Regions from separate parts of the Homo sapiens genome. Here region 2 is linked to region 1. Evidence: read pairs that join two places in POLR2A ChIA-PET (ENCODE). Cell type or tissue: MCF 10A. All regions are shown on one strand. Links, peaks and the distances in the headings refer to the core of each region. The heading gives the core; the rest is flanking DNA.

Region 1 (2,903 bases), core at 143-2,642:
GGGCCCCCTTCCAGGGACAGCAGAAAATGCTCAAGGCTGCTTACAAAAGCAAACTCAGGCCAGGCGCGGTGGCTTATGCATGTAATCCCAGCACTTTGGGAGGCCGAGGCGGGCAGATCACCTGAGGTCAGGATTTCGGGACCATCCTGGCCAACATGGTGAAACCCTGTCTCTGCTAAAAATACAAAAATTAGCCAGGCTGGTAGTGTGTGCCTGTAACCTCAGCTTCTCGGGAGGCTGAGGCAGGAGAGTCGCTTGAACCCGGGAGACAGGTTGCAGTGAGCCGAGATCATGCCATTGCACTGCAGCCTGGGTGACACAGCAAGACTCTGTCTCAAAAAAAAAATAAAAAAAGTAAACTCAAGGTGAGCTGGGCCGCACCCGAGTCCCTGCCAGGGCTATGTAACCCTGGGTCTGCAGGTCACTCTGCCTCAGGCTCAGTCTTCATGACTGTAAAATGGGCTGAATAATTCCTCACCTGTTAGAGAGCAAAGAGCTAAGCCACAGAGCACCTGAGAAGGATGCCAGCAGCCTTCAGGTGTGGCCTGTATGTCCTCACGATCCAACAGCTCTGGGGGCAGGAAGCACATATTTTAAAGATATAAAGGTATTTCAAAGAAATGATGATAAACTACCCAGATGTCTCCCTCTGGTTCCTCCAAGAAAACACATGACAGTAAAATCGCTCTAAGCAAACTGAATCTTGGTGCAGGGAGCCAGCTTTCTCTCCATCTGAAGACACTTTCTCCTAAATATTAAGATCATTAACACGTTTCCAGACAGGAAGAATGTACTGTTGTTAGCTTTAGACAAACATTATGCTAATTTCAAATCTAGAGCCAAAAACATGCTCCCACCACAATGTGGACGTCTTATTTGTCTTGGTTTCCTCCCATGTCTGATCAGCAGATGGAAACGCAAGTGCTTCAGCTCCTAAGGGGCGCTACGGACTGCCAGAAGGTAATCAAAACCACAGGCTACAGATGATGTGGATGGGGAGGAATTCCGCTCTTCTGGGCAAACTCCGGGTTTGGCTCCTCCTGCCTCGATTTCCTCCTTCCTCTGCCTGTTACCTTTCCTGCCTCAGGGGGTCCTCAGCTAACTTCCCGGTATTCTCTTCTCTCGAGACCCCAATGTCCCTCCACTCTGGTCACCTCCGTCTTTCACAATACAGCAGAGGTAGCTCCTCTCCCTTGTCGTTCCTTCCCCCAGCCCTTCTGGCTTGAAATGCTTTTACTTCCCCGGGCCCATCTAGAATGACAGCAACTGCATGTGCCTGGCTCTGTGCTCTGGGGGCTGGGGCCCAGCATGGGATTAGGTCAGCCTTCAGGCTAGTCCAAGTGAGTGGAGGTGGGAGCCAGGGACTGGTGATCCGAGGGGGACTCGTGCCAAGGACCATGATGGGACAGAGCAGAGGTGGCAGATTTTGCCCAAGGAGGCCCGAGAATCTCCAAGTGAGATGTAAACGCTGCCCACAATGTTTAAGACATCATTTAACAAAGAGTCGGTGCCCTAGGGTGCAGGCAAGTCCCAGCGTGGCAGGGAGGAGGCACCGAGGCTTGGGGTTGTGAGTCAGCCCAGACCAGCTGCAGGACACAAAGCAGGTAGGGAGGGACTTGCCAGAAGAGCTGGAGAGGAGGGAATGCCTGAGGCAGAGGGGCTGCTGCCAGGTTCAGGAACCCATTTGCTGGGCCATCTTGGGCAAATCACTCCACCTCTCTGGGACTCTGCGTCTGCACTTCTAAATGAAGACAGCACGGTGGCCTCACAGGCCAGCTGAAGAACACGAGTGAGGTCACGGCCACGAGTGCCACATGGGAATGGCCCTGGCTGTCTGCTCCCTGCCCCGTTCCAGAAACCAGCCTGATGACTGGCCAGTCAAAGGAAGAGAGGGAGGAAGGAGGAAGAAGGAGAAAAGGAAGGAAGGCAGACAGGAGAGAAGGAGGAGGGGAGGGCGAGAAGGTGGGAAGGACAGAGGGAGGGAATATGTGTTTTTCTTTTGCAGAGACTATAGAGCTGCTTAGACCACTTGAGATGCAAAACCCAAGCCACACTTCGGGGTAAACTCTTCCAAAAAGTGTTTGTTTGGGAAAAAAAAAAAAAAAAGACTTGTTAGGGGAAAAGTCCCTCCAGGTTTCCGTGGTAACCCCCAGCTCCAGCCAGGATAAGTGAACTCATGGAGGACCCAGCAACTCCAGAGACATCTTCCAAGCCTGAGACCCCCTGGGAGCTGGAGCAGGATGATCTTCCAAAGCTGAGCCCCCTGGGAGAACAGTGATCTTCCAAAGCTGAGACCCCCGGGAGCAAGGTGATCTTCCAAAGCTGAGACCCCCGGGAGCACGGTGATCTTCCAAGGCTGAGACCCCCGGAAGCACGGTGATCTTCCAAGGCTGAGACCCCCGGAAGCACGGTGATCTTCCAAGGCTGAGACCCCCGGAAGCACGGTGAGCAGGCTGTCCAGCTATCTCTACAATGGCCCTGTCATTCCTTGAGTAACTCAAGGCGATGTGCTTTTCCAGTGAATTGAACCTGGAGCTGTGTTGATTTGTTTTTCCCGAACTCATTTCCATTTAAATCAGCTGACCTTCAGCCCCTTGCATAATGCAGGCGTTCTTGAAGAGAAATCAATCAACACTTGAAGGAAATGGATTTGTGTTTGCATCTTCTCGGATGGGCCTTCTGCCCTGCATGCCCAAGGTCTAAATCTGTGTTTCAATCACTGTGCACGTGTGTGTGTGCGCATATATGTGTGTGTATGCATGCACTTGTGTGTGCAGAGGCTAGGTGGCAGGGGGCAGCCATGTCCCAAATTCAAATCTACCTCTTCCTGCTGCTGTGTGCCCTTAAGTGAGTTCCCTAACCTCTCTGGGCCTCTGTTTCCTCTTCAGTGAACTGAGGTTGGC
Region 2 (2,903 bases), core at 132-2,631, 190 kb after region 1:
CCTCATGAATGGGATCACTGCCCTTTTAAAGAAACCTCAGAGAGGTCTCTTCCTACCACAGGAGGATACTATGAGAAGGCAGCTGTCTGCAACCTGGAAGAAGGTCCTCACCAGAGCCCAGCCATGCTGGCACCTCAGTCTCAGACTTCCAGCCTCCAGAACTGTGACAAATAAGTGTCTGCTGGTTCTAAACCACCCAGTCTGTAGGACTTTGTTATAGCAGGTGAGCTGACACCTTTGCAAGAACTGGGTGGTTTTGTATGGTGCTGAGGTGTGCAAAGGCCACACCCCCTGCCTCCTAAGTTCATTCATTCTGGATTCATTTTCTGAGGCTTTCAATCAGGCTCCCTCTCAGCTGACCTCAGTGTATGATAGGGGGTTCCCTTTTCCGAAACCCTCTGAATTCTCAGGGCATGGGAACGGGCCTCCTTGGACACACGGCCACCTACTTACACTCAGGAACCTCAACCGTGAGTCACAGCAGACCATGGTCTCATCCCATCCTCACCACCACCCACAAGGGAATCACTGTATCCCCACTTAACAGCCAAGGAGACTCAGGCTCAGTGATTTGCTGCTGTCAGCCAGCAAGGTGTGGTGAGGCCAGGGCTGCCCTCTCTGCTCAGCTCCCTGCACTGGCGTCTGTGGTGACAGTGTGCCACCATCGGCTCCTACACTCCTCTGTGTTCCAATGCCAAACCTCAGAAATGTGGGCTTCTGGAATCCCAGGGCACAGCTGAACCCCATTTCTTAGTTGCCAGTGTTCACCAGCTTAGCAGGGTCCTCAGGCCTCCCAGCTCTGGGTCCTCCTGGGCACTTGGCAACATTGCTTTCTTGTCCTTCCTGGGAAGAGAGGTGGGAGACGACTCTCCAGACCCGAAAGCAGGGCCACTGCCATGGTAGCCGCCAGGGGATGGGCCACGGGGCCAGCCACACGGGCCTCCTGCTGCAGACACCATTAGCCCTAATTGCTTGGTGCCGGCTTTGAAGGACACAGCCTCATCCTGCGGCTCGGGCAAGGCCTTCCTCGACCTGTCATCAGTAATTGAGGGTAAATTAATATTTACTAAGCAGAGTCTCATGGAGAGGGGTGGGCATGAGAAACCAGGGGGATGTGTGGACCAAGGACCTGCGGCCCCGCTCCAGGCTTTCTCCTCTGTTGACAGGACCCATGGGACGCCGGGCAGAAACCTGATCTGCAGCTAATTGCCAGGGGCAGCCTTTCTCAGAGTTCTCCTGCCCCCAACTCCTAGGCTCAAAGGGTTTCACGTGCCCTTGGAGGCAGTTGTATACATCAAAGGGAGCTGGAGGAAGCCTCTTGATACCCCATTTCCCTTGCACACCCCACCCCCACCCACAGCCAGAGCAGCACCCCCGGGCCCCGGCGGGGCTGGAGGAGGCTTCCCACTGTCTAAAGCAGCTCACCCATTCGCCGTGTGCCCCTTATGCATTTTGTTTCGTCCCCACGGCTCCCAGTGAGGGACGTGCTGCATCAACATTTTTTTGACCAGGGGACCGAGGCTCAGAGAAGTTCAGCAAGTCCTGCGAGGTCACACAGCCGGTTTCGTGGCAGAGCTCGGATCCCAAACCCGACTGCATTCGTTTCCTGGGGCTGCCAAACAAAGCAACCCAAACTGGGTGGTTTCAAATAATGCATCCTGGAGGCTCCAAGTCCAAAGTCAAGAAGCGGTGGGACCCCGCTCCCTCTGGGGCCCTGGATGGACTCCTCCCACACTTCTCTAGCTCCTGGTGGTTTCCAGCCATCCTAGGCCTCCCTCCAGTCTCTGCCTCTCTCAATGCAGGGTCTTCTCCCTGGGTCTCTGCTTCCAGATTTTCCTCCTCTCATCAGGACACCCGTCATTGGACATGGGACCCACCCTATTTCAGGATGACCTCGTCTTAATGACATCTGCAAAGTCCCTATTTCCAAATAAGGTTCCAATCACAGGCATGGGGGTTTAGGACTTGGACATGTCTCATGCCCCAACTTTCTGGGAAAATCACTTACTCTGGGCTTGTTCTTGTCTCTAGAAGAGGAAAGCAGTGAGGGATGCTGAGAATTAAAATACGCTTCCCCCACCACAACCCACCACCCTCCTGCCCCTTGCCGCAGCCTCGGGGGGCTCCACTGCCATTAGGGCCCTTCCTTTCCCACGTCTGGGACTGAGGGCCGGGGTAGAGGAGGCAAAGCTACAGCTTTGGACCTGGGTGACATCTGGCACAACTGCTGAGACTCCCTCTCCTGAGCGTGCTCCTCAGGCAGAGTGCGAGGTGGGTGGCCTCAGACCCTTTAAGCTGCAGCGTCACAGGCCAGGGGTTAAGTGGCTGCCCCAGGGCACACGGAGTCCTTGGTGGCAGGCTGGACAGGAACAGGGGTCAGCTGACCCCAAGCCAAGACCTCTTTACAAAGCAAATCCAGCAGAAAGCCGGCGACCCCCGCACATTGTTGGCAAGCCTCAGAAGTCACAAGAAGCCTCCTGCCAGGCCGAAGTTTTGCAGAGGGGGCACCCCCTGGCTTATCCAGCACCCAACTCCCGTCCATGCAGTGTGGGAGCCACATTCAGAGGCTCCTGGGAACCTGGAGCTGAGGCTGGGGTGGGGGGCCAAAGAGGAGGACCTCAGGGGCCAGGAACTGCCTGCGTGGTGCTGAGGGGAAGCTACGGGGAGGCAGCTTTTCGCTCTGCCTGGAGGACATTTTAACAAGCAGCATTGTCTGGGGATGGGCGGGCCTCAGAGAGCGGAGAGCTCCCTGCACTGCAGACCTCCAGCAAGTGCCCTGGAGCCGCTCATGTGGACAGAGAATCCTGTGGGGCCCCTTCTAGCTCTGACCACCAGGGATCCTGGGCTACCTCTCCCCAGCCCAACATTGCTAACCAGCTTCCCTCTCTCCCCAGGCCACCCTG

Evidence for each region. Peaks named below come from ENCODE experiments on the same cell type or tissue, not always from the same donor. Only the 100,000 strongest peaks of a DNase experiment are listed, where the experiment ranks them.
Region 2: POLR2A ChIA-PET joins it to region 1 with 8 read pairs; 2 of 35 experiments call an interaction of 5 or more read pairs at or near these places.

The regions. Positions count from the first base shown.
Region 1 is chr4:8,896,660-8,899,562 of GRCh38, reverse strand. No RefSeq gene overlaps it. Among named protein-coding and RNA genes, the nearest start is that of HMX1, 26 kb to the right of the region's middle. In MCF 10A, for the core only: no CTCF peak of the experiment used is centred there; a DNase peak (open chromatin) is centred at 1,562.
Region 2 is chr4:8,705,400-8,708,302 of GRCh38, reverse strand. No RefSeq gene overlaps it. Among named protein-coding and RNA genes, the nearest start is that of CPZ, 110 kb to the right of the region's middle. RefSeq lists enhancers at 1,361-2,107, 2,108-2,854. In MCF 10A, for the core only: no CTCF peak of the experiment used is centred there; no DNase peak of the experiment used is centred there.